Regions from separate parts of the Homo sapiens genome. Here region 2 is linked to region 1. A link is a loop called in an ENCODE intact Hi-C map of the cell type or tissue named here. Cell type or tissue: PC-9. All regions are shown on one strand. Links, peaks and the distances in the headings refer to the core of each region. The heading gives the core; the rest is flanking DNA.

Region 1 (15,900 bases), core at 3,251-11,250:
ATATAATGTATTGTGATCAGACCAGGGTAATTACCATAGCCATCATCTCAAACATGTATCATTTCTTTGTGTTGGGAATATTCAATATCCTCCTTCTTGCTATTTAAAACTGTATATTATTGGTAACTATGGTCATTCAACAGTGGTATGAAACACTAGAACTTATTCCTTCTATCTAGCTATAATTTTTTATCCTTTAACAAATCTCTCCCTAACATGCACTCCCCACCACCACCTTCCTCCTACCCTTTCCAGCCTTTAGTATCCTCTGTTCTATTTTTTACTCCTATGAGATCAACTTTCTTTTTTGGGTCCTACATGTAAGTGAGAACTTGTGGTGTTTAACTTTCCATTTCTGGCTTATTTCACTTAACATAATGTCCTCCAGTTCCACTCATGTTGCCACAAATGACAAGATTTCATTCTTTTTTATGGCTGAATAGTATATGCTTGTGTATATATACCATATTTTCTTTACCCATTCATCTGTTGTTGGGATACCTAGGCTGATTCCATATCTTGGCTATTGTGAATAGTTCTGCAATAAACATGGGGTTGCATATGTCTCCTTGATATACTGATTTCCTTTTGTATGGATAAATGTCCAGTAGCGGGATTGCTCGATCGTTACTGTTTTCTAATTCAGCTCCTATAATCCCTCCAGAATTATTTTTCTAATACATAAATTTGATATCTCAGTACCTCATTTAAAAGTATTTTAGATAAAACCCAATTCTCTAGCCTCGTGGCTAATGAGCCTTCACCATCTACCCTGTATCTTTGATATACTGTCCTATTAGCTAAACAGATCCTATTCATTCCTGTTTGCTTTTTCAATTTCCTCTATCTAGAATGGCTTTCCCCATCTTGTCTGCCTGCTTAATTCCTACTAATACACTTAGGAACACAATTTGCATGTCATCTCTGAGAAAAATAAATCACTCTTTCAACTGTACTCTCATACCCTGTCACAACTCCACTAAAGCACTTAAAACACAATATTATAGTTACATATGAAATTCTCTTCTACCCCTTGTCCCCTGCAGTTATACTGAAATAACTCAAAGGCTAGGATGTAGATATAGATATAGATATATGCACCAAGAACCTAAATTATACCTATTGCATTATACATAGTATTTTTTGAATAAAGAATTCATGGAAATAAGCCAGAAAATCTTAAGAAATCTAAGATCAATTCAAGAATTCTGTCCTTCAAGTTCTGCTATAGAAAAAGCCTAGAGTTTGCTAATATCAGGTCACACATTGAATTGGCAGCAGAATGGTATTCTACCACACTTTGATGCCTTGCGTTTTGTAGCGAAAGCGATTTACCAAAGAAGTGTACCAGGATGGAAATATGTGAAAAGATCAGACTGGATTCAAAGGGAGGGTGGCAAGAATCTTTGAATAGCTGCCTAAATAAATAAAATATGGGGACTGACAAGAAGAAAGAACAGTAGCATAGAAGCTTCTCCTTCAAAGACAAGGAGAGAGCCAAAATTGCCTGATATATACCCTGATATATCCATTAACTGACTTGACTTTGAGTTTCAATGGACAGTAGGAACACTCCCCTTAAAGGGGTTAGTGTTAAACCACATTAGTGAGTAAATCCTTCTATTTCTATATGCTGTGAACAATTTATAGAGAGCCAGAATAATGTTTCAGAAGCAGAAAAACTCCCCACCTCTACTATCTCAAGACCATGTCTGCCCAAGATAGAGTCTCTTACACAACTTGATCTAAGAGCTGAGGAAACCATTATGCTTGGGATAGACAGGGTTTAGCTGATTATGATGTCTTTATAGATTATAAATTTTATTCCAGATCTATGAATTAGGAGACAAAAAACCCATCCTATATTTCAAGCTCAATTGCAGTCTCGGGGCAAAGCATTTCATCACTTTCTGGCATATAAGAGTACCGTAGTAAACTTCATTTTTGCAAAGTTACCAGCACAATCTTGTTTGTTTAGTCTGAAGCCTGCTATAATATACAAGTCTGAGATAAAGACAGGATGAATACAACTTTTAATATAATGTTGATAAGCAAAACAGTATTCCTGTAATCAAATATAGATATTCAGAGTATTTTCAAACATAACCCTTTCCAAGTCTCTGTTTCTGATAAAATGAAAAAACGTCCCCTCAAATTCTACCGTTTAATTTGTGAAAACTTATCTTTATTCTTTTAATTTTCTTTAATAATTTAGGCTTCTCTCTTGAGGATCATACTTCTCCCTTCTCCCAGAAGCATAGGCCCAGAAATATTACTAGTACCTCTCCAATCTTTAGACCACACAAATTATTTTTTATGAAATCCATTTATACACAGAAATGCATAATAATTTATCAACCATCAATAAAGAACACACACGCAACTAGAAGTGTAGTTATTCACTACCTTTTCAAGGTGATAACAGATGAGGTAAATAAAGGTGAAAACAAAACATGCAAGAGTGTAACAATTTTTTAAACTTTTCGGGCCAGGCATGGTGGCACATGCCTGTAATCCCAACACTTTGGGAGGCCTAGGCAGGAGGATAACTTAAGCCCAGGAGTTCAAGACCAGCCTGGGAAACACAGTGAGACCCTGTCTCTACTAAAAATATAAAAAAATTAGCCAGGCATGGTGGCATGCACCTGTAGTCTCAGCTACCAGGGAGGCTAAGGTGGGAGGATCGTTTGAACCCAGGAGGTCAAGGTTGCAGTGAGCCATGATTGTGCCACTGCATTCTAGCCTGGGCAACAGAGTGAGATCCTGTCTCAAAAACAAAATTTTTAAAGAATAACTTCTGAACACAGTCCAGTCCCCCTACAATTTAACATCAGTGAAATAATTGTTTTGTTTTTGCAGTAATCAAATTTTACAGCAAGAATATCTATATTTAAGCATAATTAAAACCAATAAACTTTTCAAATACTCTATTACACATACCAATAAAATCAGAAACCAGAAAATTAAGCCCCAACATGTTCTAAGTGTTATGTATTTAACATTTAACTACTGCTCACAAAACACATGTATGCTAGTCCTTTCCATAATGTTGTTCCTGCAGTAAAAAATTTCAAAAGCAAAGCCTTAACTGAGGAAAGTGATCTATTCTACTTTTAGACAATTTGAAACTCTCTGATTAAGAAATCAGTATCTTACAACTTTTTTCCTTGCCTGTCAAAATTTATGTGAAACTGATTCAACCACTCAACTTAAACTTTACCAGAAAATGGCATGTGTATTGATGAAAAACTTGATCATCTAAGCACTACAATTTCGTTTTCACATTAAAGATGCCAATATAAAAGCAGTGCCTAGCAAAAAAAGGTAAGTTTCACTGAGAGATTATCAGTTTGACATAAATATGCATAAATAGTGCATATTCAATCTAGTATGCAATTGTATCATAATTACATATAACATGGTTCATTTGAAATCATTCTCACTTGCAGTTTCGAGTTCCTAAGACAAACCATGTAGCTATTCCAACTTTACCTACTAATTTAGAAAAAAAAACAAAAAACTCAGGTCAACTGAACTACGATATAACTGAAATACTATTTATAATTAACAGATTCAATTTTTAACACGGCTCACCAACTGGTTCAAAAGGCCACAAGCGGAATTTCACATCTGCAAGAGAACACATGTGATAATCCTCAAAAAGTAATACTAGGAATGTTCTTGTGATTTTGGAATTGATTATCAAGTTAACTTCAGTCAGTTTGATTTTGCTATAATCCTAAAACGTTTTTTATGTTTCTTTACTGTTAACATGGAAAGCACTAAAATTGATTAGACTTGTAATAAAAGTTACTGCAGGAATAAAAAGTTTTAAAATATTTAACAGATTCTTTCACTTATGAACCCAAATATCTCTGAAAAGATACAGGTACAAAACATGTAAAGTTAAATTGTATATAGATGTGTGTGTGTGTATATATATACACATCTATATAATTAAATATGGTGACATTTCATTCTTGAAATAGAAAAAAACATATAATTCCACATATGCAAAATATATACATGTAAAAATAATTACGTGTTTTTTCCACACAAAAAAATGAATTTTAAAAGGCCTAAAAATGTGAAAGGAAAGTGAACTGAGATATATCATTCTATGTTTTATATTTTATAAAGAGAATATAATCATGTGTTATTTGTGTCACTAATAATACATAAAAAAGGTTTTTTTTTTTTTTTTTTTGAAACAGCTCAGGCTAGAGTGCAGTGGCACGACCTCGGCTCACTGCAACCTCTACCTCCCAGGTTCAAGTGATTCTTCTGCCTCAGCCTCCCAAGTAGATGAGATTACAGGTAAGCACCACTATGGCCATTAATTCTTTTGTGTTTTTAGTAGAAATGTGGTTGGCCAGGCTAGTCTGGAACTCCTGACCTCAAGTGATCCACCTGCCTCAGCCTCCCAAAGTGCTGGGATTGTAGATGTGAGCCACCGCACCCAGCAAAAACTTTGTAAATTAAATCTTTTCTTCTTTACTTAGTGTGTAATCTTACAGATGTCTTTCCATTAAAGAAATGTTTGGTTTAATAACATATTTAAAAATATGGCAACTCTGCAGGACACAGTGGTGTGCGCCTGTAGTGCCCTGTACTCAGGAGGCTAAGACGGGAAGATTGCTTGAGCCCAGGAGTTTGAGGCCAGCCTGGGCAACATAGTGAGCCCCACATTCCAAAAAAAAATTTTTTTTCAAAAAATGTTTTAAAAGAATCAACAACTTCTTTCTGAAGACCTGCTTTAAAAAGTTATTAGCCAATGAAATACTACTACTCTAATCTCCTAATAAATCTTACTGCTTTACCATTCAAAAAGCAAGTGAGGCATCATTTCTCCAAGCAGTTTTTCACACCTAAATTACCAGCTACCTCTTCATTTCCTAAAGCCTTAACAGCTTAAGAACCTATCCCAAAACATGACAGAAGTGTCCTAACATTCTTCATGGCTTTACTGATACTATATTCACTTTCGGTTTCTGATTCCAAACGTAATAACATCTATCTGAAAGCATACATGGTAAAGGAACTCAGATACAGTTTTATATTCATAATCTTCTAGAGAATTCAAAAATCAGTGCTATGAAAAAATGTTTCTAAGTTAAAACAGAGACATAAAATTGTAAATTTACCATTACTATAAAAAGAAAATCATGCCCACTTTGAAAAATGAGAATTGCAGGGAAGAGGACAGCAAAATTAGACAAATAGGGAGTAGAGGACACACATTGAAGCAGAGATAGTAGAAAGCAAGAGGTAGAAACATGTTCCATCACATGGTAAAAGTAATACTTTTTTTTTTTTTTGAGACAGTTTTAATCTTGTCACCCAGGCTGGAGTGCAAGGGCACGACCTTGGCTCACTACGACCTCTGCCTCCCAGGCTCAAGTGATTCTCCTGCCTCAGCCTTCCGAGCAGCTGGAATTATAGGCACCTGCCACCACACCTAGCTAATTTTTGTATTTTTAGTAGAGACCAGGTTTCACCATGTTGGCCAGACGGGTCTCGAACTCCTGACCTCAGGTGACACACCAGCCTCAGCCTCCCAAAGTGCTAGAATTAAAGGTGTGAGCCACCGCACCCAGCTGATACATATTTTGAAGATGGAAAAAGGTCAGAAGAAAAATGACTTGACTATACATAATGCCTCCCAGAGAACAAACATAACCACAAAAAGGGCACTAAAACATATACTAATAGCTGTGACATAGCTGGAAAGTTCGAAAACTAAAATAAGTGGCGCAGAGAAATAATCGTCAGTTAAAGGATCAGAGAAGGGGCCGCAGAGGCAGAGGCAGCAACTACATTTCAACTCTACCCCTTCTTCTCAAATGAAAAAGAGCTGTTCTTTTCCTGACCACTCATGAAGTTCTATTGCTGTTGTTGCTGTTTTTTGAGACGTATTCTCGCTCTTTTGCCAGGCTGGAGTGCAGTGGCACAACGTCGGCTCACTGCAACCTCCGCCTCCCGGGTTCAAGTGACTCTCCTGCCTCAGCCTCCCAAGTAGCTGGGACTACAGGCACGTGCTACCACGCCCAGCTAATTTTTATATTTTTAGTAGAGACGGGGTTTCACCATGTTGGTCAGGATGGTCTCAATCTCCTGACCTCGTGATCTGCCCGCCACAGCCTCCCAAAGTGCTGGGATTACAGGCTTGAGCCACCGCTCCCGGCCCACTCATCAAGTTTTTATACCACATATATAAAAAAGGGAATGTGAGGGGCCGGGCGCGGTGGCTCACGCCTGTAATCCCAGCACTTTGGGAGGCTGAGGCGGGCGGATCACGAGGTCAGGAGATTGAGACCATCCTGGCTAACACGGTGAAACCCCGTCTCTACTAAAAATACAAAAAAATTAGCCAGGCGTGGCGGCGGGCGCCTGTAGTCCCAGCTACTTGGGAGGCTGAGGCAGGAGAACGGCGTGAACTCGGGTGGCGGAGATTGCAGTGAGCCGAGATCGTGCCACTGCACTGCAGCCTGGGCGACAGAGCAAGACTCCGTCTCAAAAAAAAAAAAAAAAGAGAATGTGAGGTCTTGGCTTTCCGAAATGAAAATAGCAGATTAAAGGTATACAGCGTATCAGCAAAGATAATTATCCAACCAGTAATTTATTCAGAGACTTATGGTAAGAAAATATCATAGAACATTAGTTTATATAAAGATATAAAAATGTATGTGCATGCATATTTAAACTACCATAAAAATCAAAAATACCTGTATAAACCTTCAGTAGCAAGACCACCGTTTTGCCTCTAGAGGGCGAACTTGGTCTTCTGAAACATTCTAGACGAGAGACGTTACTTTCAGACTTTACCAAAAGAAAAAAAAAGGAGCTAAAACTTAAGATGTCACAATAGCAGAGGTTCCCAACCTTTCTTGGTCAATGCCTTTAGTGTCTCTGATTTTTTTCACAGTAACTCTTAAGCCAAAAGAAATACCTAATGATTCTGTTTAATAAGTAGCTATGTCCAAACAATTTAATAAGGATATATTTCCTAACACTTAGTAACTGCTAAAAAAAAAAAATACACATAAATTGAAAAAAGAAATATGTTTTCTTTCATTCTTTTTTTTTTTTTTTCTTGAGATGGAGTCTTGCTCTGTCACCCAGGCTGAAGTGCAGTGGCATGATCTTGGCTCACTGCAACCTCCACCTTCCAGGTTCAAGCGATTCTCCTGTCTCATCCCCCAAGTAGCTGGGACTATAAGCATGCACCACCATGCCTGGCTAATTTTTTGTATTTTTGGTAGAGACAGGGTTTCACCATGTTGGCCAAGCTGCTCTTGAACTCCTGACCTCAAGTGATTTGCCTGCTTCTGCCTTCCAAAGTTCTGGGATTACAGGCGTGAGCCACTATACTCGGCCTCATTCTTAAATAACCGCAATTAATTACCAATTTGGGCATGTGTGGCTTTGTGCATTGTATACAATTTCTCAAACCTTAAAATCAGATTAGACATAACCCTCATTTCCAGTCCCACGCTGACTTTTTTACAGTATCTGGTTTTTATCACAGCAACCTCAGAAAAAACAGATTCACAAAGATATGATGCCACAGAAAAGTATGTAGTAGCACTTAATGTTGGAACTGTGTACTGCTTCTAATTACCAGTCTCCACCATATCCAACTGATGTGGAATATCACTGTTTGCCTCAAAAAATTTAAATATCCCACAGTACCCCAGTGTGTTAAGTGCAGCACACCAGAGTGTCTGAGCACATGGCTTGGGGATCACAGCACACAGTTTTAAGTACCAATAGATAAACTATTCACTATTTTCATCACTTGTAAAGAAAATTAACTACAAGCCAGGTGTGGTGGCACATACCTGTAGTCCCAGCTTCTCAGGAAGCTGAGGCAGGAGCATCATCATTTAAGCCCAGGAGTTTGAAGACAGCCTGGGCAACATAGCAATACCAAGTCTCTTGAAAAAAGAAATTAAGTTAGTTTACAGGGAGAGGAGGAGGCACATGGTCTAACTACTGACTAGCTACATAGTTCAGGCAAATCCTTCAAAAGGGAAAGGGAGGGGCTGCTTAGAAAGACGGCAATCTCAGCAACTTCTGTTTGTCTTATGCTTCTCTCAGGGACAAACATGCAGTCCTCTAGTGCCGTGCATGTACATTCTATGGGGGTGAACATCTTGGTTCTGGTTAAACAGCTAGTGCTTTTGACAGCTGTGCCAGGAAGGGTTAGGACCAACTACAAAAGAATATGGGTTCTAAAAGCATAGTGTGTGTCCCTAACTTTGTTTTTCCTGAGGAAAAAAATAAACCTTTTATTCAAATGCAAAAAGAAGAAAAAAAGAATTAACTACAATAATGTTTTTAAAGATCTAAAATTATTTTCTCATATTACTTGGAAAACCAGTTTTTCTTCTGAGCAATAAAAGGAACACTATTAAATCTTTAAAGGAAGATATCTTTTCCAATTTGAATGATGATTATTGCCTTCATGTGATTGTTTTTATAAATGCTAGCTGTGTTAAATTTGGTAAACTACAATTGGGAAGGATAAAAATAGGAAATGTACTATATGTCTTCTTCTGAGCAATAACTTCTCTGAACTTTAAAACACTGCAGATTGATCCAGTCTCACTGCTTTCCATTCTCACTTATCTAGTACTGAAGAGCCAAAGTTCAGAAGTCAAATAAGATCAGAAAGTCTTAAGAACTCAAGAATACAGATGTTAACAGAGATATCAGAAGAAATAGCTTCTAAATTACTAGAAACAGATTGTGTACCAACTCTTCTCATTTACAAAGTCCTTGGTTTAGAGAGGACACCAGAAAAGTGACAAAGGAAGGAGTTCAACCTCATAATCTACTCAGTTTTTGCTTTTTAATATTTCATCAGTTCACAACTACCAATATTCAGAACATCTGTGCCACTGACAAATGCTACCAACTTCAACTGGAAGTCAAACAGTATGTGGTGAGAGTGATTAGCTAAGTTTTTAAAAAATCTATTCAAGGAATAACTGGTTAAAAAAAAAAGTCTACGTTCTATTTGAAGAATTTTCACAATTATAAAAGATAACAGAAAATATATGACCTGTTTTTCTAGAAAATTTAGCAGGTCCCTATAAATACTTATAATCCCAAAAGTCTGTATCTAGAAAAATAAGAATAAAAATAGAATATGGTTAGTTTAAAAAAAAAAAAAAAAAGAAGAAGAAGAAGAAGAATGCTTGAAAAGCTAGGGTAAACTACATGGCTATGTCAGTACTTACCTGCTGAATGATTTTGGATGTTTTCTGAAGATTCTCTCTAGGAGGGACTTTACCAAATAATTTCCAACCAGGAGCACTATGGACAACTGATTTGAGTTCCTTTGTCCTTTTTGGAAAAAGGTTTCTGAAACACAGAAAAGTTACATGAATTGTGTTTTTTGTAACCAGAGAGCTATTTAACAGTAATTTTATAATAAGTTTGTTCCCAAGGCAAAAACAAAAATACTTTTAAATAAAACTATTTCTACTACTTATACCACTATTACTTAGAATAATAAGGCTCAATTAAGAATATGTAGCTTAATACCTAATGCATGCAGGGATTAAAACCTAGATAACAGGTTGATAGGGGCAGCAAACCACCATGGCACACGTATACCTGTGTAACAAACCTGCACATTCTGCACCTGTGTCCCAGAACTTAAAGTAAAATACAGACTATCTGGCTTATATAGAGGTATTAGAAGAATCATCAACAGAAATAATAAAAAGATAAACAAATTGGAAGGAAAATGATAGCCATAAATAAGATGCAAACATTTGTCTAAATCAGCTACAAAGTATACTAGAATTGACTGTACATGTACTTAACAATAAGAGCCAAAATTCTGAAAACAAAAACATTTAAAAGAATCTATATAACAGTTAAAGGATTAAGTAATACAATATTTGGATAAATATTATTTACAGTAATAATTTGTTATTTATAATAAAATTATATCTACTAATCCCCTATTGCTATAATATATATACATAACCTGTCTTTCCTAGGCCAGCTATGTACAAGAAAGCTTACTACAAAAGAGTCAATATATAACCAAGGAAGAAAGTATCTCTCACTGAAAAATCTAGAAAAAAAAAAACAAAACCCAGGACAGGTGCGATGGCTCACACCTGTAATCCCAGCACTTTGGGAGGTTGAGGCGGGCGGATCACGAGGTCAGCAGCTCAAGACTAGCCCGACCAACATGGTGAAACCCTGTCTCTACTAAAAATACAAAAATTAGCCAAGCGTGGTGGTGGGCACCTGTAATTCCAGCTACTCGGGAAGCTGAGGCAGGAGAATCGCTTGAACCCTAGAGGCGGAGGTTGCAGTGAGCCGAGACCGCCTCATTGCACTCCGCGTCATTGTGCACCCTGCACAAGTATTAAGGATTTTACCTATTATCTCCATGCCCTAACCAACCAAATTAAGTACCTATTTTTTTATGTAAGCAGGGATGATACTCAACATATGTACCCATCAAAACAACATGACCAGGGCCCAATGAACCAATTAGGAAGGTACTGATGAATTCAACTCAATATAAACCCTTTGCATAAGCTATAAGTGAACAGTAAGAAAATTCTTAATTCACACATATGATTAATTACAAACAGTTCCAAATTGAAGTCCCAAATAATTAGATTTATCTATACTCAAAATGCCGTATCAATATATCTTAAAAGTGCAGATTAGTGATAATAGAAAATAAGTTTTTAATGAAAAATGTTAAGGGACTCCTACAAAAGAATGCAGGCTAATCAATAATAAAGAAAAGAAATGGCCAGGCATAGTGGCTCATGCCTGTAATCCCAACACTGGGAGGCCAAAGCAAAAGGATCACTTGAGCCCAGGAGTTTGAGAACAGCCTGGGCAATGTAGTGAGACCCTGTTTCTACAAAAAATAAAAATTAAAAAAAATAGCCAGGCATGGTGGTGCACACCTTGTAGTCCCTGCTACTTGGGAGGCTAGGGTGGGACAATCACTTGGGCCCAGGAGTTAAGGATGCAGTGAGCTATGATACTGCCACTATACTGCAGCCTGGGCAACAGAGCAAGACCCTGCCTCCAAAAAAAAAAAGAAAGGAAAAGGAAATAAACACTCTTATTTCCTCAGGTGTATAACAGAAATAAACATATGACACTAGAGTAATTTCTACTTTAAGATACTCTGGAGGTTTCACCTCAGAGACCATGTACAGTGACTTAATTCTCTACTTCATAAGATCACTAAATAGGTGAACGTTTTCAATAATGAATATGCTGAGGACTAGGAATACTTCTAAGAAAAAAATTTGAAGCCTCAAAGGATGGTCTATTAATTTAAACAATGTTTGATACGTTGTGTACCACTTATCAAGAAAACACTTTGTAGCTGATTTAAACAAATGTCTACATCTTATTTATGGCTATCATTTTCCTTCCAATTTGTTTATCTTTTTATTATTTCTGTTGATGATTCTTCTAATACCTCTTAACTCCAAATTCACCTTTATGCTCTAAGATAACAGAAAAAATTCCTTTAATCATTTCTCCTTTAAAACAAACATGAAATTATTAAGCTTTCTGGGTAGAGGGCACCAAAGGGACACTGAAGGAGAAAGGGGCTCTCCTGTGGTTTCCAGCTGCTGCAGAGTGGATCGGGTAGAAGTGTGAGGACATCCAGTAAAATTCTGCTTAGCTCGATGCCCAGACTGCAGCCCCTCAGCAAACCTGCAGCCTTGCTGAACCTGCAGCCTCAACCTGGAGATGGCGTTCCTGCAGCCTGCTCAACAAAAAAATTGACTCCACCAAAGGCTTCCTGCCAGCAACAGTGTGCCAATTTCCTCTGCAAGCCCCACACAGGCCAGACAGTTCTCATCAAGTCATATTCCCTCTACAATTCCTACGTGACCTGCCTGCACCCTAAAGGTTTCCTATCTACCCACACAAATAAACACAAGAAAAAATCTTTGTCACCATGGTTTAAGAAAATAATTATTGGATATGACACAAAAACATGATCTACAAAAGAAAAAGTTGATGAACTGGGCTTAACTAAATTTAAAACATTTGAACTTCAAAAGACATCATGGATGCAAAATGACAGAATAGAAAGATCTAGGGGTCAGTCTCCCCACCAAAGTAAAAGTTGAGCTAGAAAGAGTAACTGGAGCGGGGCATGGTGGCTCACATCTGTAATCCTAGCACTTTGGGAGGCTGAGGCGGGTGGATCACCTGAGGTCAGGAGTTCGAGACCAGCCTGGGCAACATGGCGAAACCCTGTCTCCACTAAAAATACAAAAATTAGCCAGGCATGGTGGCGCAAACCTGTAATCCCAGCTACTCAGGAGGCTGAGACAGGTGAATTGCTTGAACCCAGGAGGCGGAGGTTGCAGTGAGCTGAGATCGCACCACTGTACTCCAGCCTGGGAGACAGAGCAAGACTCTGTCTCAAAAAAAGTAAGAGTTAAAAAAAAAAACTAAGAGTAACTGGAATCAAGTACTTTAGTAGAACTCTAGGAACTGACCAAACCCTTTTAACAACCAGGGGAGTGCTTGATGAAGGAAGAGGCTACCGATCTTTCATAAGTATGAATAAGCAGCATGCATAAACCAATTACCTTCCCCTATTCCTCACAACCACCACCACCACACCCACCACCTCTTGTGGCAGTGGGGATAGCAGCCCATGTTCCTGGAGTTGCTAACCGGTGCCAGGAGGGACAGTAGGGATCATGTCCTTCAAAATTTAGGGTTGTACATTTTGGTTGGTCTGGCCCTAAGGGAGTGATGCAGGCACATGCATCAGTTTCACTACTCTCCACAGCAGTGGCTTTCACTGTAAGTATTATTAGAACAATAAAAAAGGTAAAACCTTTTTGATCTCCTTTTTTGGAGCCAGATATCTAAGAAAATCTTTGTCAGGTCACCAGCTAGCCACAGAGACAACAGAACAAAAACTTGTGACCATACACAATATGGAATACATACTTTGTGAAAATAGCTTGTAAAGTCACAAACAGGTGGCTTCAGCCCTCAACAAGCAAAAAACAGCAATCACTGAGGAGTGGGAGAAACAGATTTATAGTTACCATACTATAATACTCAGAGTATCCAGTTGTCAACAACAAAAAATTACAAAACATACCAAGAAACGGGAAAGTATGGCCCATTCCCTAGAAAAAGGAATTTGACAAAAATCTTCCCTGAGGAAGCCCAAAGTAATTACTAGTCAAAGACATTAAGTCAATTTCATAAAAAAAAAAAAAAAAAAAAAAAAAAAGCTCCAGGAGATTGAAAAAGAAAAAAACCCATGGACAAAGAACGAAAGGTAATAAAGGAGGATAAAGGGGGAAAATGTATGAACAAAATGAGAATACCAGTAAAGGCAGAAATTATAATAAGCAACACAACAAATTCTGGAGCTGAAAAACAACTAAAATAAAAAATTCACCAGATGTACTCAACAGCAAATTTGAGCAGGCAGAAGAAAGAGCTGGCAAATATGATGATAAGAAAATTGAAACTGTCCACTCTCAGTAGTAGAAAGAAAAAAGAATGAAGAAAAAGGAACAGAGCCTGAGGGGCCTGTGAGACATTACTAAGTGTACCAACTACGTACCATAAAAGACCAAGGAGAAGGGAAAGACAAAGAGGCAGAAAAAATACGTGAAGAAATAACTCACTTTGGGAGGCCAAGGCAAGTGGATCACAAAGTCAGGAAATCGAGACCTTCCTGGCTAACATGGTGAAACCCCATCTCTACTAAAAATACAAAAAATTAGCCAGGCATGGTGGCGGGCGCCTGTAGTCTCAGCTACTCCGGAGGGCTGAGGCAGAAGAATGGTGTGAACCCAGGAGGCGGAGCTCGCAGTGAGCCAAGATTGTACCACTGCACTCCAGCCTGGGTGACACAGCGAGACTCTGTCTCAAAAAAAAAAAGAAAATAACCAAAAACTTCCCAAATCTGAGGAAAGACATAATCTACACATCCAAGAAACTCAACAACTTTAAGCAGAATAAACTCAAGGAGGTTCACACTGAGATACATTATAGTCAAACTGCTGAAACTCAAAGACAATTTTGAAAACAATAAGTGAGAGGTACCATCAAAACCAGAGATCCTCAATAAGATTAACAGCTTATTTCTCTTCAGAAACCATGGAGGCCAGAAGTAAGATTACATATTTAAAGGTCAGAAAGGAAAAAAAAAAATTGTCCACCAAAAATTCCATATCCAACAAAACTATCCTTCAAGAATGAAGGAGAGGCCGGGCATGATGGCTCATGCCTGTAATCCCAGCACTTTGGGAGGCCAAGGCAGGTAGATCACGAGGTCAAGAGATAGAGACCATCCTGGCCAACATGGTGAAATCCCGTCTCTACTAAAAATACAAAAATTAGCTGTGCGTGGTGGTGCGCGCCTGTAGTCCCAGCTACTCGGGAGGCTAAAAAGCATTAAAGCATTAAAAAAAAAAAAGATTTTTTTCTTTTTTTAAAAAAAGCAATTTTGACTTTGTATCATCAATGACAGCTGGAAATTTTTTAAAATCTAAAGAGATATAATAGCAAGAAAATACAAGGTATGTGAGAAGAAATCTAGCCAAAGTTTTATAAAAATTTATAGAGAGAATGAAATGATACATTATTGAACCACATTAAAGAAAACCTCATTAAATAGAAAGATAGTTCACATTTATAGAAAGGAAAACACTATCATAAAAATATCAATTCTCCCCAAACTTATCTATCAATTTCATCCAATTCCCATCAGAAACCCAACAAGATTTTTTAGGAACTTGAAGGAAACTCAAAAATTTATGTTAAAGAATAAAGGACCTGGGCGGGCACAGTGGTTCACACCTGTAATCCCAGCACTTTGGGAGGCTGAGGCAGGTGGATCATGAGGTCAAGAGATCGAGACCATCATGGCCAACATGGTGAAACCCCATCTCTACTAAAAATACAAAAATTAGCTGGGCGTGGTGGCGCGCGCCTGTAGTCACAGCTACTTGGGAGGCTGAGGCAGGAGAATCAACTGAACCCAGGAGGCGGAGGTGCAGTGAGCTGAGATTGCATCACTGCACTCCAGCTAGCAAAAAAGTGAGACTCCATCTCAAAAAAAAAAAAGGAATAAAGGACCCAAAATAAGATATTTTCAAGAAGAAAAAAGGCAAGGCTGAGTTGCCCTAACAGATATCCAAATTTACCATAACATTACAGTTTTTAACAACATATGGTATTGACCCAGGGATAAAGAAATTAATCAATGGAGAAAGAATAAACAACTCAGAAACATACCCAAGCATAAATGGAAACACAGGTGGCACTGCAGATCAACGAGGAAAGATTGTGTAATAAATAGTATCGGGACCTCCGGCTAGCAATGTGAAAGAAAATAAATTGGATTCCTACCACATACCACAGTCAGTTCCCAATGTATCAAACAGTTATACACGAAAGGCAAACTTTTGAAAGCTTTAGAAAGAAACACAGGAGAATTTTTCTTCTAATCTCACAGGGAAAAATCTAAAAATCAGTCCCAAAAGCATTAATTTTTAAAACTTGATAAAATCACCAGCATAAAAAGTAATGAGTTCTGTTCAAAGAGCACTATAAACAAAGTAAAAAGACATAAATTTAGAGGATAAATTCCAACACACATAAATGACAAAAAATTAGCACACAGAAAATACAAAGAACTCCACTAACCACTTTCATAAAAGATAATCTAATAAAAAATAGATAAAAGGTATTGCAGAAAGAGGGAAAACAAATGGCAAATGAGATCTATCACACAATATTTAGCCTCATTAGTAATAAGGGAGCTCACAAACTAAAAACAGAGTAACATTTGTAATGTATTGACCACTGTATATAAAATCTTAGCAAAACCTAAGAAACCTGATA
Region 2 (15,900 bases), core at 818-8,817, 86 kb after region 1:
GTCACGGTACCCATGAAGGGTAAAGAGATAGAAAAGCAAGTGATTTGTCCTGGTTCTCCCAGAAAATAAGAGGTAGTCCTGGGGTTCAGGACTAACTTTGGGATTTCTGAATGAGTCACCAGCAAGAGAAGTGGAATCCAAAGATCCGAATTCAGTTTTGCCCTCCTTAGTTTATGGGTCTTTTGGCAGCTTCATCAGTAATGTGAGGATAACAGCAGTCAGTACTCAACTAGGCTGTTAGAGGTGATTTGTTGGAGCACTTTGTAAGTAATAAAATCGTAGATAAATGTAAGTTTTATTAAAGACAGCCAGCATTTTGCTTTGAATGTGTTAAACTACAGGTGTGTTAAACTAGCCTTGAATAGCCACTTACCACTACTAGATCAGTGGTTCTTAACCTGTTTGGGGATCGTAGAACCCTTTGAATTGCTGTGAATTGGGATTGAATAACTGATGCTGTAGCGCTCTTCTGTAGGATTAAAGCCATCGTTTGGTTTTAGCTTTTATATGCAAGTCTGTGGCTGTGGGACATTGAAATTGTGGAATTGGTCTAATGAAATTTGTAATCAGTTCTCTTTAACCTGATTTAAAAAATAAGTTTCTGGGTATGCAGTATTCTTTCTGTTATTTTCTAGAGAAGAAATAAAAAACAGATCCCAAGCTTTCGCAAGTTAATAAAAACTAGTAAAGTCAAACTTGAAAACAAGCTAAAAAATAAGCAGTTTAAACAACAAAGCACTCTCAAGAAGTACCGAAAAGAACAGAGGAAACTAAGGCAAGCTGTGAAAGATGCTGTGTCTAAGAAACCCATTCCATTGGAGAACCCAAAGGAAAAGCGACCAGGTAATTGTGAAAACATCATGTGCTCTGGTTTCCATTGATTTATTCTGAAGTGTTCTTCATGGAAATAACTTTGCTTTCTAGTAATCGCTTTTCTTGTTCTCAGATCTTCCTAGAGTGGGTAAGGATAGTAGTCCTATAGGACTGCTATAAAGCATATATGCTTTATCACAGTCAGTATGAGAAAACATTTCAATACAGTATTCATTCAAGCTTCTGCTTTTAGTTTGTCTGGAAGGCAGATCTGAAGATGCACTACTTGGGAAAACAAACTGAAAGTACTCCGTTACATAAATATTGGGCAGTGTGCCAGTGCTGCCACTTTGCCATTCACCAGCAGTTAGGTAAGGTAAGAACATTGCTTGTCTCTGGTTCATTCTTCACAGTATTGCCAAGGTACACTTCTAAACTTCTGACTTTCTTTTCATGTGGAAACTTGGGGTGAAATTGAGTTGTAATTGTCATGGTTATTTTGTAAAACTATCTAAAAATTATTAAGTACTCAAAACTTGTAAGGAATATGACTATTTTGAGTCAGGCTAGTTCTACAACTTTGCTGGTACTTTTAGGGTATTCTTATTTGACTATATCAGATTATTAGACAACTATTCAGTCTTCTCAGGTCCATTTTTTAAAAATTATTATTATTATTTTAAATAGACAGGGTCTTGTTCTGTCACCCAGGCTGGAGTGCAGTGTGCAAAAATAGCCCACTACAGCCTTGACCTCCTGGGCTCAGGCAGTCCTCCTGCTTCAGCCTCCAAAAGTGCTGGAATTGCAAGGGTGAGCCACAGCACCCAGCTAAAGTTTTTTTTTTTTCTAATTTTGTGGGTACATAGTAGGTGTATATATTTATGGGATACATGAGGTACTTTGATACAGGCATACAATGCATAATAATCACATCAGAGTAAATGTGGTATCCATCACCTCAAGCATTTATCTTTGTGTTACGAACAATCCAGTTATACTTTTTTAGTTATTTTAAAACATAAAATAAATTATTGTTGACTATAGTCATCCTATCTATCAAATACTAGATCTTTTTCTAAGTGTATTTTTGTACCCATTAACCATCCCTACTCCTATCTCCTCCAACTGCCTTTCCCAGCCAGTGGTAACCATCATTCTACTCTCTTCATGAGTTCAGTTGTTTTAATTTTTAGCTACCACAAATAAGTGAGAACATGTGAAATTTGTCTTTCTGTGCCTAGCTTGTTTAACTTAGCATAATGGCCTTTAGTTTCATCCATGTTGTTGCACACAGGATCTCATTCTTTTTTGTGGCTGAATAATACTACATTGTGTACATGTACCATATTTTCTTTTATTATTATTATTATTATTTTTTTTGAGATGGAGTCTCTCTCTGTTGCCAGGCTGGAGTGCAGTGGCACGATCCCGGCTCACTGCAACCCCCGACTCCCCAGTTCAAGTGATTCTCCTGCCTTAGCCTCCCGAGTAGCTAGGATTACAGGCGCACACCACCACATCTGGCTGATTTTTGTGTTTTTAGTAGAGCCGGGGTTTCACCATGTTGGCTGGGATGGTCTTGATCTCCTGATCTCGTGATCTGCCCGCCTTGGCCTCCCAAAGTGCTGGGATTACAGGCGTGAGCCACCGCGCCTGGCCCCGTATTTTCTTTATCCATTCATCTGTTTATGAACACTTAGGTTGTTTCCAAATCTTGGCTCTTGTGGATAGTGCTGAATGAACATGGGAGTGCAGATATCTGTTCGGTATACTGATTTCTTTTTTTTGGATTCATGCCTGGCAGTGGGTGGGATTGATGGATTATATAGTAGTTCCATTTTTAGTTTTAGTTTTTTGAGGAACTTCCAAACTTTTCTCCATAGTGGTTGTGCTAATTTACATTCCCACCAAGAGTGTATGAGAGTTCCCTTTTCTCTACATCCTTGCCAGCATTGTTACTGCCTGTCTTTTGGATAAAAGCCTTTTTAACTAGGATGAGATGATATCTCATTGTAATTTTGATTTACATTTCCCTGATGATCAATGATGTTGAGCACCTTTTCATATACCTGTTTGCCATTTGTATGTCTTCTTTTGAGAAATGTCTATTCATATCTTTTGCCCATTTTTTAATGGGATTATTAAATTTAGAAGGCTCATTTAAAGTAGATAGGAGTGCCATTCTGTGCAGTGTGTACATTTATATAGCAAGATTTACTAGGGTCTTTTTTTGTTTTTTTTTTTGAGACGGAGTTTCACACTTGTTGCCCAGGCTGGAGTTCAGTGGCGATTTCTGCTCTGCTCATTGCAATCTCTGCTCTGCTCATTGCAATCTCTGCCTACGGGATTCAAGTGATTCTCCTGCCTCAGCTTCCCAAGTAGCTAGGATTACAGGCATGTGCCACCACGCCTCACTAATTTTTTGTATTTTTCGTAGAGATGGGGTTTCACCATGTTGGCCAGGCTGGTTTTGAACTCCTTGCCTCAAGCAATCCACCCGTCTCGGCCTCCCAAAGTGCTAAGATTACAGGTGTGAGCCACCGCGCTCAGCCAAGATTTACGAGTTTTAATGGGTCAGGAAGAATTGTAAGTTCTACTAGGAAAGATGCTAAGATTGTTTTATTCATAGTTGAATCCTCAGCACTTCAAATAGTGCCTGGCACTTAGTTGACTTTTTTTTTTTTTAAATAAAAAGAGGAGATGGAGAAAGAGAGCAAGACGCAGACAGTGAGCAGAAAGAGAAGTTAGAATGATCTGTTGTTGGGATTTTGTTAGATGTGAGTGCCTGAAGTGTTGAAAGAAAAATAGTTGAGGATATTGGCAAGAGTGTGGTTGAAGTGATAATCTTGCAGTCTAAGTGAGGGAGTGAAGACAGAACACACAGGTAGATAGAAAGTGGAGTGGTCAGTGGATTGAAAGGTTACATAATTGGTTAAGGAAGAAGTGCTGTGGAAGTAACTGAATGGGAGCTGGAAGGATAAAAGCTTGTGGTCAGAGAGAGGGGTGAGCACTAGGGTTTGGAATGTGGCCATTAGAGAGGCTGGCTGAAATGGAATACGAAGTGAAAGTAATTGGAGATGAGAAGGAGCTGAGGGGCTAAGTCATTGGTTTCCAAACGTCCTGAAAGGCATTTCAGAGTATGTGGAGACATTTAGTTTTTGGTTGTTACAATAACCTGGGAATGCTATTGGCATTTAGATTGCAGGAGTCAGAGATGCTAGCATTTTTCCAGACTCAGAACATCCCAGTACGACAAAGAATTGTTTGCCTAGCATATCAGTAGTTCTTCCATTTAGAAGCACTGGGCTCAGCTGTGAGCCATGGCCCACTCCCTGTAATCCCAGCATTTTGGGAGGCTGGAGTGGGAGGATTGCTTCAGAAAGCGTAAGCTTTTCCTGTTTAAACCCAAAATGCAGAGAGTTCTACATCTCTGATACTTGTTTCTAATTTTTCTTTGTGTGTGTGTGTGTGTGGTACAGGTAAAAGGATTGAGAGGGAAGAAGAGGAAGAAGAAGAAGCCCTTCCTTTAGATATGATGGATGAAGATGACTTACAGTTAATGAAGGATTTAGGACAAAGAGTATCTTTTCTAACAAGAGATCTTTCTTCTAGGTAATACTTCATTTGGGTTATAATCATTCATATCCATTTAGTGTTAAAAACTTGGTTCTGAATTTCACTTAGGTGGTTCAAGGTGTTCACCTTTGAGCACAATGTTTACAAAGAATAAAGTATTATTTAGCTTATTTCCTAAATAAAGGAGGTTCATGTATAAGATAAGCTGATTTCATTTAATGTACATCTTTCTTTTGAGTCTGAATAGTCAAGTAGAGTGAATGGGGGAAGAATGCTGTTCTCACTTTGAGGTAGTGGCAGAACAGTTCTGAGTTCCTACGGCTATGATTTCACTTAATCCTCATTACCCTGCTGGTAGGTCTTATTCCCATTTCCAGAGAGGAAACTGATGGTTCCCTGCAGTCACAAGTATCTGGAATTTAAAGTTGGACCTTTTAAACTCCAAAGTCTATGCTATACTCTAAAGATTTTGGGAAAGTAAGAGTCACACTTGGTTTTATGAACTGTTCTTCATAAAGAATCTGCTGTAACTTTCACCTTTATTTTGCATCTAGAGGGAAAACTGGATGTAGCCAAAGTTTGAGTTTGTATGGTAGGTTGTTTACCCATTTCTTTTATTCATTTGCTGTTTGAGTGCCTGCTATGTGCCAGACACTAGCCTAAGTGCTACTATCCATATACCTATTGAAAGTTGGCTGGTGGTTTTTCTGTACTTTTGAAATGATAGGTCTCTAGATAACTTTTTAGATCTATTAAGACTGAAAATTGATCTTTTTTTCCCCTGCAGTGAGCCTGTTCATGCGAAGAAACGGAAGCATGAACGCATTATAGATAAATATGAAAAAATACCAAGAACTCTGCAAACTGCACCAGAGAAGGAACTGATTCATTTACTTCCTATCAAAGATAAAAGTGGTATAATCCCACAGACTAGGGAGAAGCCAGGTGAGTCTAATAAACTGGTAATATTAGTTGAACTTTTACCCCCTTACTGATATCATGTTTTTTTTTCACTCAAAATTTAATTTTACTTTGATTTTACCCATATCTAGAAAATATTCAATTAGTCTTATAGCAAGCTTGATGATTTGGGCCAGAATTATAGATTATCTCAGGTACCAATTTGTACTGTGAGGACAACTGAAGCTACAAGGTTCAGGTGATTTTCTTTTCACTAAATTTTGTTGTTTCTAAAATTAGAGCATATTAACTGTTCTTGATTAGCTTTCTTTTTTAATGTATCTTCTTTTGTATGTGAAATAAAACAGAAAAGTTCAGATATCAAAGATGTGAAGTTACATGGTTTATAACAAAGCGCATACCTATAAAACTACTATTCAGACAAGGAAAAAAAACTACTGCTAGCTTCCAGAATCCTCCCTTGTGCTCACCTCAATCACTAATTGTGCTCTTCCCATAAAAGTAACTGCTATCCTGAGTTTTATCGTAATCACCTCCTAGCATTTCTTTACAGTTTTTACCACTTAAGTATATATCACAGTTTTAATACATATGTTTTCCATATAGTTACTGATAGTAACAAAGATGAAGAGGATCAAGAAGAAGAGAGGGAACTTGAGGAAGGTAATATGTCTTTACAGTTACTAAATTGTTAATTGAGAATTTTTTTGCATAATAGTAAATGTGAGTTAATTTTAGATGAAATCTGGAAGGTACATTTTGGAGTACTGCTCATTTCAAGGTCACTTTGAACATTTTTCCACATTTGAAAGCTTCATCTTGTGGAATTATTAATAGATTCTTTATTTTTTTGATTATGGAAAAATTTACACAATCATATTTGTAATATCTAGGCATACAAGAAGTGTGTCTTGTTAATTATTACTGTTCTGAATTCCTTTTAATTGTAAGAGAAAGACTACTTACAAATAACTGTTAACTTTTTAGCTTTAAATTACAAAAGCGATTCTGTAGTATGAAGTCATTTTGGTTTGTTTCTAGCACAATTATACTTGCATATGTTTCATATAATTGAATGTCAGTTTCTATTACCTAGGACCATTTAATCAAAGTTGAACTGAAATAATGCATTTTATTGTTTGAAATTATATTAGTTTGGAATTTGTGACAGAACAATCTAGTTAAATTTTACTTTCGCTTAGCAGACCTCATTAATAGCAAAAATGAATTACAGGTCAACTGTTTAACTGTTTTCAGTCACCCATCATAAAACCATTACAGATTATGCTAGTGTTGATTAAATCTAGTTCCCTATGAATTTCCTAAGGTGGACATGTTTTTCTGTAGCCCAAAACTATGAAGTATTAGTTTGTATAAAGTAATATATAGTGTTAAAAACAAAGGAGAATATTCTGTACTTAAAAAAAAACTAAATAGGATTATCCTATTTGTTAATTAATATGAATTATTTTGGGCTTATTATCATAGAAGCTAAGAATATGAGCTCTAGGCTGGTTGCACTGGCTCATGCCTGTAATCCCAGCACTTTGGGATGCTGAGGTGGGAGGATCACTTGAGCCCAGGAGTTTGAGACCAGTCTGGGCCACATGGTGAAACCCCGTCTCTACAAAAAACACAAAAATTAGCTGGGTATTGTGGCTCACCTATGGTCTCAGCTACTGGGGAGGCTGAGGTGGGAGGATCAATTGAACCTGGGAGGTGGAGGCTGTAGTAAGCTGTGATAGTGCCACTGTACTCCAGCCTAGGTGACCAAGTGAGACCCTGTCTCAAAAAAAAAAAAAAAAAGTTCTAGAATCAGACTGCCTGAGTTTGAATCCTATTTTCCTTTGGTTTATGAGCTTGAATCCTATTTTCCTTTGGTTTATGAGCTTAGCCAAGTTATTTTCTCTTCCTTTGCTTCAGTTTTCTTATCTATAAAATGGGTCCAATGATAGTACCTGTATTGTTGAGGAGATGATGTGTAGTAGTAAATACAAAATTCTTAGCTGTTGTCATTATTATTATTACTGTAAAAATATTTTATTAAGATTCTTGGATACTTGTAAGCAGAGGAATATGTAAGGGAACATCTAATCTGTTTTAGAGATCATTGAAGATCCTATTCAAGAGCTGACCATAGAAGAACATTTGATTGAGAGAAAGAAGAAATTACAGGAGAAGAAGATGCATATTGCAGCCTTGGCATCTGCCATATTATCAGATCCAGAAAATAATGTAGGTAGTATTAATTTCTTTAGGCTCTTTGTATTAGGTATGGTGTAAATGCCTAATTGTTAAGATTCCCTTGTTACCTATAAGCATACACTAAAAGGAAAAGCATTAACTAAACATAGTAGCTGGGTTAGAGTAAGAGAGTAGACAGAATCTTAGCTTAATGCTATGTCTGAACTTAATTTCTTTTGTAATCCTAGAAAAGTTACTTAAACTCTCTGAATCTTATTCTCCTCATCTTCATATATGAAAATACTGGACATCTTATAACTCTAAAAATGTTTAAATTTATAAAATTGTATTAGGGAGGAGGAACCTGTTTGCAAATTTGCTTGACATACCCGTGGAGTTTTTAAAAAGCGCGCTACAGGGGAAGTGTATGGAATTAGTTCAGGAATATTTGTAAGTTGAAAATATTTTAAGTGAACTAGAGCCAAAGTTAAAGTAAAGTGTTATTGTGCCATGTGTATAGTCGTTGAGTTAGTGATGGTTATAACACATGAACTAGAGAAATCTGAGGTTTAATCTTGGCCCTGATAAGTACTATCTGTGAGACTTTGGGTAAGTTATTTATCCAAGACTCTTTCATCTCTAAAAAAGGACAGTGTCTTTTTCAAAACTTTGTGGTGAGGATTATATGATGAAATATACGTGAAGTCATATAAAATGATACTATTATTATTGTTATGCTGGTGTCCCCAGCATACTATTATAACAAGTATTTGTTTATGAAATGATAGAATAGCTTATTTACATTTATAGAAGCAAATTTCATGTGGGAATGCTTTGGAGTAGTACTTGTCCTTTTCTAATGAAGTGAGGGGAAGATCTAGAGCAGAATTAGGGAAGAGAGATTTGGAATATTTCTTATGTGTATTCTCTCAATCATTACAAAACCATAGGCATAAGAGATTGATCTAATTTTACAGCTGGAAAATTGAGCCTTAAAAAACCCAAGTGATTTGTTCCAGATTTTAACAGCCACTGGATTGGAACCCAGATCTTCTACTCAGGAACCTGTGCTCACAGACAATAGTAGTTCATCAAAGCAGTCGAAACCATCATAGAAATTATCTTTGAAGCTCAAGTTAATGTGGCTATATTACATGTAATTCCTGATTAATTCATGTGTATGACTGATATATTTGGTTAATGTATATAACATTTTAGTATATTTTGAAAAGCGTTTTTAGAAGAATAGGACACACGTACTTTAGGAAAATCCAGCAAAAAAGAATTTCCCAAAATAGCTAAATAATAAATGTAAACTAATTTTTTAAGGTCTGTATGTTTCTAACTATATGACAAAAATATGATTACTGATATAGTTTGGAGGTGTGTCCCCTCCAAATCTTATGTTGAAATGTGACCTCTGATGTTGGAAGTGGGCCTGGTGGGAGGTGTTTAGATTATAGGGGTGGATCCCTCATGAATGGCTTGGTGCCATCCTTGTGGTAACAAGTGACTTCTCACTCTGGTAGTTCATGTGAGAGCTGGTTGTTTAAAAGAGCTTAGAACCTCCCCTATCTTTCCTGTGACACCCTGGCTCCCCCTTTGCCTTCTGCCTTGATCGTAAGTTTCCTGAGGCCTCACCAGGAGTAGACGCAGGCACCGAGCTTCCTCTACAGCCTGCAGAACTATAAGCCAAAATAAACCTCTTTTCTTTATAAATTATCCAGCCTCAGGCATTTCTTTCTAGCAATACAAGAACGGACTAATACAATTACTTTATGACTTTAGTGACTTATCTCTTGGTAAAGTGAGCAGGGTCTGGAGTTTGGTGTGGCATGACTAGACTTGGAGTCATTGTGTGAATTCCGCTTGTTTTGCCGGATGTGGGGCTGTTGTCTTTTGTTCATAATTGTTTCGTCATGATTTCTCCAGCTTTATAAGCTATTTCTTTAACAGATTAAAAAATTGAAAGAATTACGTTCTATGTTGATGGAACAAGATCCTGATGTGGCTGTTACTGTTCGAAAGCTGGTAATTGTTTCTCTGATGGAGTTATTTAAAGATATTACTCCTTCATATAAAATCCGGCCCCTCACAGAAGCAGAAAAATCTACTAAGGTAATGCTAGATTGCTAGATATAATTACTATCTAAAATAACTAAACATTTTGGAGAGATAGACTTTTTTTTTTTGAGGCAGAGTTTTACTCTGTCGCCCAGACTAGAGTGCAGTGGCGTGATCTTGGCTCACTGCAACCTCTGCCTTCCGGGTTCAAGTGATTCTCCTGCCTCAGCCCCCTCAGTAGCTGGGATCACAGGCATGCGCCACCAGGCCCAGCTAATTTTTGTGCTTTTAGTAGAGACGGGGTTTCCCCACGTTGGCCAGGCTGGTCTCAAACACCTGACCTCAGGTGATCTACCCGCCTCTGCCTCACAAAGTGCTGAGATTACAGGCATGAGCCACCACGCCTGGCCTAAACGACTGCCGCGTTTTTTGTTTTTTGTTTTTTTAAATAGTACTGGGTGTATACTAGACACACATATTTTATACTAATTTTGGGCTTTTAATGTTCTGATTTTAAAAAATGATTGACCTTTTTGGTCTTTTCAGACCCGAAAAGAAACCCAGAAGTTAAGAGAATTTGAAGAAGGCCTGGTTAGCCAATACAAGTTTTATTTGGAAAATCTGGAACAAATGGTTAAAGGTATATTAAACATATCTTCAAAGTTTGTAACATACTTAGCCTTGATCATGAAGGTGAATTCTGTACAGTGTTCTGTGTTGTGTAGTGAGAGGCAGGTATGGTCAGGAACAGAATCTAGAGTCAGACTTCCAGGGGTCAAATCCTGGCTCCACCACTTACTACCTATGTGATGGGAAAATTACATAGTCTTTCTGTGTCTCAGTTTTCCTGTCTAAAAAATGGAAATAATTATAGTACTTACCTTCCAGGATTATTGTAAGAAGTAACTGAGTTTGTAGATATGAGGTGCTTTAAACAGTGCCTAGCATGTACTATACACTATATTTTATCAATTATTAGTATTATTGCTGCAGTTTTTAGTAAGTAGTTGTATTTTTGTTGACTACAATGCATTTAACAAAATACATTGTTATGAACAGTTGGGATTTATTCTGCTGTTTTTTATTTGGAGGCATGGTAGTCAGGGAAGAAGGATAACTAGAGGCCAGGCGTGGTGGGTCACACCTGTAACCCCAGTGCTTTTGGAGGCCGAGGCAAGAGGATTGCTCGAAGCTAGGAGTTTGAGACCAGCCTGGGGAATGTAGTGAGACTCCTGTCTCTAAAAAAAAAAAAAAAAAATTAGGCATGATGGCCCATGCCTATAGAGCCCCAGCTACTGGAGATCTGAGCTGAGAGGATCACTTGAGTCCAGAAGTTTGAGCCTGCGGTGAGCTATGATTATGCCACTGCACTGTAGTCTGGGCGATAGAGTGAGACCCTGTCTCAAAAGAAATGAATAAATAAATAGAAGGATAACTAGAAATGGATATTTGCATGTCTTGAAAATGGATTTATGAGTCAATTATTTGGGATGATAAACTCTTAAACTCTTCAGAAAAGGAAGGACATAGAAAAAATAGGGGTAGGAATAGGGAAGACAGTTGTTGCCTAGGCCAGGTGTTTTCATTTGGCCTAATTGGCTCATTTACCCAGCTTATTTACTAAGATCACCCATTGCTGTCAGCTGGAACAGGACCACTGAATCCTGTTGGCCTAATAAGGGCATAAAGGTAGTGGAGTATAGTGGGGTGGGGGTGGGTAGTATGGATATTGCTTCTATGTTCTGGTGTTCCAGCTGGCACCCTATTAGTGTTTGTTCTTCCAGTGAGAGGGCCTGGGAGTTTTTCTTTTGTTTTTGAATTTCTGAACTGTTTGGAAAGCTCCTGGGATCTTTGTGCAACCATCTCTGTCTGATAGAACTATAACATGAGCCACATATGTCATTTAAAAAAAATGCAGACACACTAAAAAGCAATGAAATTAATTTTAATAGTATATTATATATATTCAGATTATCATTTCAACATGTAATAAATTTTAAAAATTAATGTCTTACATTCTCAGTTTTTTTTAGTACTAAGTTCAAATCTGGTTTGTATTTTATACTTAGAGTGTATTTTATACTTAGAGTATATCTTAATTTGTATTAGCTGCATTTCAAATGCTCAATTGACTCCTATATGTGGCAGTTAGTAGCCTCCATATTGGACCTTTCCTGAGCAGATCGAACCATTATGAAGTCTTTTTTTCTTCTTCTTTTTTTTTTTTTTTTTTGAGACGATGTCTTGCTCTGTCGCCAGGCTGGAATGCAGTGGTGCAGTCACAGCTCACTGCAACCTCTGCCTCCCAGGTTCAAGTGATTCCCCTGCCTCAGCCTCCTGAATAGCTGGGACTACAGGCGTGTGCCACCCACCATGCCTGGCTAATTTTTTTTTTTTTATGTTAGTAGAGATGGGGTTTCACCATGTTGGTCAAGATGGTCTCAATCTCCTGAGCTCGTGATCTGCCCACCTTGGCCTCCCAAAGTGCTGGGATTACAGGTGTGAGCCACTGTGCCCAGCATATGAAGTCTTTTTTTAAGGGGTGTGGGAATGTGTGTGTGTGTGTTTATGTGTGTTAAAATGTACATTGATTGTAAAAGAAAGCCAATTAGTTTAACTTTTGACCAATGAGTAAAGTAACTACAGTTATCTTTTGATTAGATTGGAAGCAGAGGAAGCTGAAGAAAAGTAATGTAGTTTCCTTAAAGGCATACAAAGGACTGGCAGAAGTCGCTGTGAAGAGCTTGTGTGAGCTGTTGGTGGCACTACCTCATTTTAACTTTCACAACAACATCATCGTATTGATTGTCCCTCTCATGAATGACATGTCAAAATTGGTGAGTTGCTGTAAATGGTTATTGCTGTCCTCCTTAGAAAATTATACACCATGTGGGCCAGGCACGGTGGCTCACACCTGTAATCCCAGCACTTTGGGAGGCCGAGGCAGGCAGATCACGAGGTCAGGAGATCGAGACCACCCCAGCTAACATGGTGAAACCCCATCTCTACTAAAAATACAAAAAATTAGCAGGGCGTGGTGGCAGGCGCCTGTAGTCCCAGCTACTTGGGAGGCTGAGGCAGGAGAATGGCGTGAACTCAGGAGGCAGAGCTTGCAGTGAGCTGAGATTGCGCCATTGCACTCCAGCCTGGGCAATAGAGCGAGACTCTGTCTCAAAAAAAATAAATAAATGAATAAAAAAAGAAAATTATACACCATGTGATTTTTTTCCCCCTACAAAATTCTTCTGAAGTTATTTATTGGTAAAATAATGTCAATTTATTAAACACTGTCTATCTGAAGAAAATTATCTGAACATAAGTTTGGTGTAGTGGTTCACAACAGGAAGCAAATTTGTCCCCCAGGGAACATTAGGCAATGTCGGCATACATTTTTGATTGTGATGACTGTGGTGGCGATAGAGTCTTAACTACTGGCATCTAGTGGAGAAAGTCCATGGAGGCTTTTAAACATCCTAGGACAGTCCCCCTACAACAAAGAATTCTGTTACCCAAAACGTCAGTAGTGCTAAGGTTGAGAAACACTGGTTAAGTATGACATTTTATTTTTCAGATATCTGAAATGTGTTGTGAAGCTGTGAAGAAACTCTTTAAGCAAGATAAATTAGGCCAAGCTTCTCTTGGTGTAATTAAAGTGATTTCTGGTTTTGTGAAGGGCAGAAATTACGAAGTTAGGCCAGAGGTGAGCCTTTTTTTTTTTACTTTGCATTTTGTTTTTAAATTACAAAGTTGATTTTCAGTTGTTATGAGGAATTTATTCCTTATAAGTGTATGAAGTAAAAAGTATTCAAGCTCCTTAAGTGTTTAACATGTCAACTCCTGAAATGTTTGATACTATTAACAGTTCGGTATTTATCCTTCTAGATGTTTTTCTTTGCAGATATAGTCATATATACTTGCTTATATTTTAAAATAAAAAATGGGCTTATACTTTGAAAACTGTTCTGGAACAGTTTTCATTTTCTATATTGTGAACTTACATATAGGGTTATCCCATTCTTTCTAATGCCTACCAGAGTATTCCATTGTGTGCCCTAATTGTTGAACAGCTGAGTTTTTTCTAGATTTTTGCTGCCACAGTCAGTGTTGAGAACATTTTGGCCATATTATTTTTTCATATTGTGTGAATATTCTGTGAATTAAATTTATAAAATGTAGATGCTGGATCCAACAGTAATCACATTTACAAACTCAAATTGTTGTTCAAAAACATTTAATCACTGTGTTCCTGCTAGGAATATGAGTGTCAGTTCCCTCCTACCTGCTCAGAATGTTACTATTTAATCTTTGTTAGTCAGGTAGGTGAAAAGTTTATATATATATAAACTTTTTTTACCTGCTTATTATTTGTCAGTTTTTCTCTTAAAGTAATTGTCTTAATGACTTGTGATGAGTTTTTAGTACATATTCATTTTAATAAATAACTGCTATGTGCCAGGCACTTTTTTTAGGTCCTGGGAATAAAATAGTAACAAAAGAAACGAAACTATCTGTTTGTGGAGCTTGCATTACATAAAGAATATTAACTCTTTGTTACATAGGTTGCAGATTGTTCTCTTTTTTACTTTGCCTTTTAATTCTGTGTTCAGCCTTATATATGAAGCTATATTTTTTGTTATGCACATAGTCTCCTCAATCCCAATTTACGGAGTCTCTCCGAGATTTTTAATTTTAATTTTTATATTTAAATATTTAAACCATTTGACATCTTTGTATGTGTGGTATGAGTACAGATTTAATATCTGTGTTTAATATATGTAATGAATATATATTTTATATAGTTTAATATATATTGAATATTTATATTATGTATATATTTGATATAATCTGACAGCCAGTTATTTCATCACCATTTTTTTTCTGCTGATATAAAATGCTGCTTAATTATTGTGTTATATCTATAGTATATTTGGGTATGTGGTACAATAATAATCAGAAAGGGTATAATTGATAAAAGACATGACTATTCTTTTTTCTCCACAATATTCTTATTTATTTCAGTATATTACTCCAGGCAGTTTAGAATCCATTTTTCACTTCCTTCCCTCAAAATAGTCCACACAGAGAATCTGATTAGAATCGATTCAATGTATTGATTAGTTTGGATGAATTAAAATATTTACAGAATTGATTTTTTTCTATTCAAGAATATCATATCTTGCCATTTATTTAAGACTTCTTTTATGTTCTTAAGTAAAATTTTATAGTTTTCTTCACTGAGGTCTTAGATATTTTAATTTGTCTTTAGTAATACAGTTTTGGGTGTTAAGCTGTTCTACCATTTTATTTCTGGATTTCACAGTTTTCCTTTGGCATCAGATTCCTTTTTATTTTCTTAAATCTGATTTCAGTTGAATTGCTAAAATTATAAACATTAAATGAAAGTAACAGAGCATATTTAGCATCTTTACTTAGAATTGTAGAGCAATCAGATAAGGCTTGAACATGAAACTCAGCCATAGGAAAACCCTTTAACTTTCGTGATGCTAGAGTAAAAACTACATCATTTGATTTGGAGTTATTTTTCGTTGGTAGGTGATATTTTGAGCACATACAGTACCTACAAAATATTCAGAGTTGGTCTTTCTGATACCTAGAATGACTTCAGGTTCACTCTTTATGCCTTTAGTTATTCCTTGTTTCATTCTGTGCTTTTAGCCGTGTAATCCCAAATACTCAGCTTTCTTCCAAATGTGCATATTGGAACATCAAAATAATACAAACCTGTAGTTCTCAAGGTTTTTTCCAGGAATGCTGCTGTGCCTGCGGGAGGTCGGTAGGGTGATTTCATCCAGAGAAAGTGTAGCATTTTAAACCCCTTTTGTTCTTAGTGTTTGAGTATGCGAAGTTTGCTGTATCACACAAAACACCAGTTTCCAAATTAGTTTCTGAATTTTTGAATGGCATAAAGCAATAATTTTTATTTTTGTCCCCAGACCAGCATCAGCTGGGAATTAGAATGCAAATTCTGGGGCTCAACTCAGACCTACTAAATCAGAAACTCTGGGGATAGGGCCCAGCAATTTGTGTATCTTCTCCCATACTGGTCCAAACCTTTTCCTGGCCTGTTTTCTCTTTGTCATCCTGTTGGCATGTGTTCTCTCTTCCTTATACTCATTAAACTGCAAAGAAAGTTTTGTATATTTAGTTAGTATTTGCTAGCGTCCGTTTTGTATGTTTGCTCCCGTCCTTCCATAGACACAAGTTATTAATATAGCATACAGATAAAAGAAGTTGGTGTAAAATGTTATAAAAGATGTTTGAAGGTTTTTTCATGAACGAGGGAAATAACACTGTTAAATGCTTTTCTATGTAAAGTTTTTG

The links. Peaks named below come from ENCODE experiments on the same cell type or tissue, not always from the same donor. Only the 100,000 strongest peaks of a DNase experiment are listed, where the experiment ranks them.
Region 2: it touches region 1 in a loop (3-fold over the local background); 70 of 110 quality-filtered maps call a loop at or near these places.

What each region holds. Positions count from the first base shown.
Region 1 is chr10:94,435,365-94,451,264 of GRCh38, reverse strand. It overlaps TBC1D12 (TBC1 domain family member 12), which reads right to left. Exons shown (of 13, transcript NM_015188.2): 2 at 9,246-9,369. Among named protein-coding and RNA genes, the nearest start is that of TBC1D12, 41 kb to the right of the region's middle. In PC-9, for the core only: a CTCF peak has its summit at 6,740 (motif pointing right); a DNase peak (open chromatin) is centred at 6,764.
Region 2 is chr10:94,346,608-94,362,507 of GRCh38, reverse strand. It overlaps NOC3L (NOC3 like DNA replication regulator), which reads left to right. Exons shown (of 21, transcript NM_022451.11): 2 at 636-843; 3 at 4,293-4,425; 4 at 5,177-5,334; 5 at 5,917-5,973; 6 at 7,415-7,545; 7 at 9,451-9,612; 8 at 10,105-10,198; 9 at 12,220-12,395; 10 at 13,130-13,258. Among named protein-coding and RNA genes, the nearest start is that of NOC3L, 8.4 kb to the left of the region's middle. RefSeq lists enhancers at 3,231-3,896, 3,897-4,562. In PC-9, for the core only: no CTCF peak of the experiment used is centred there; a DNase peak (open chromatin) is centred at 3,827; H3K4me3 peaks cover 743 bases.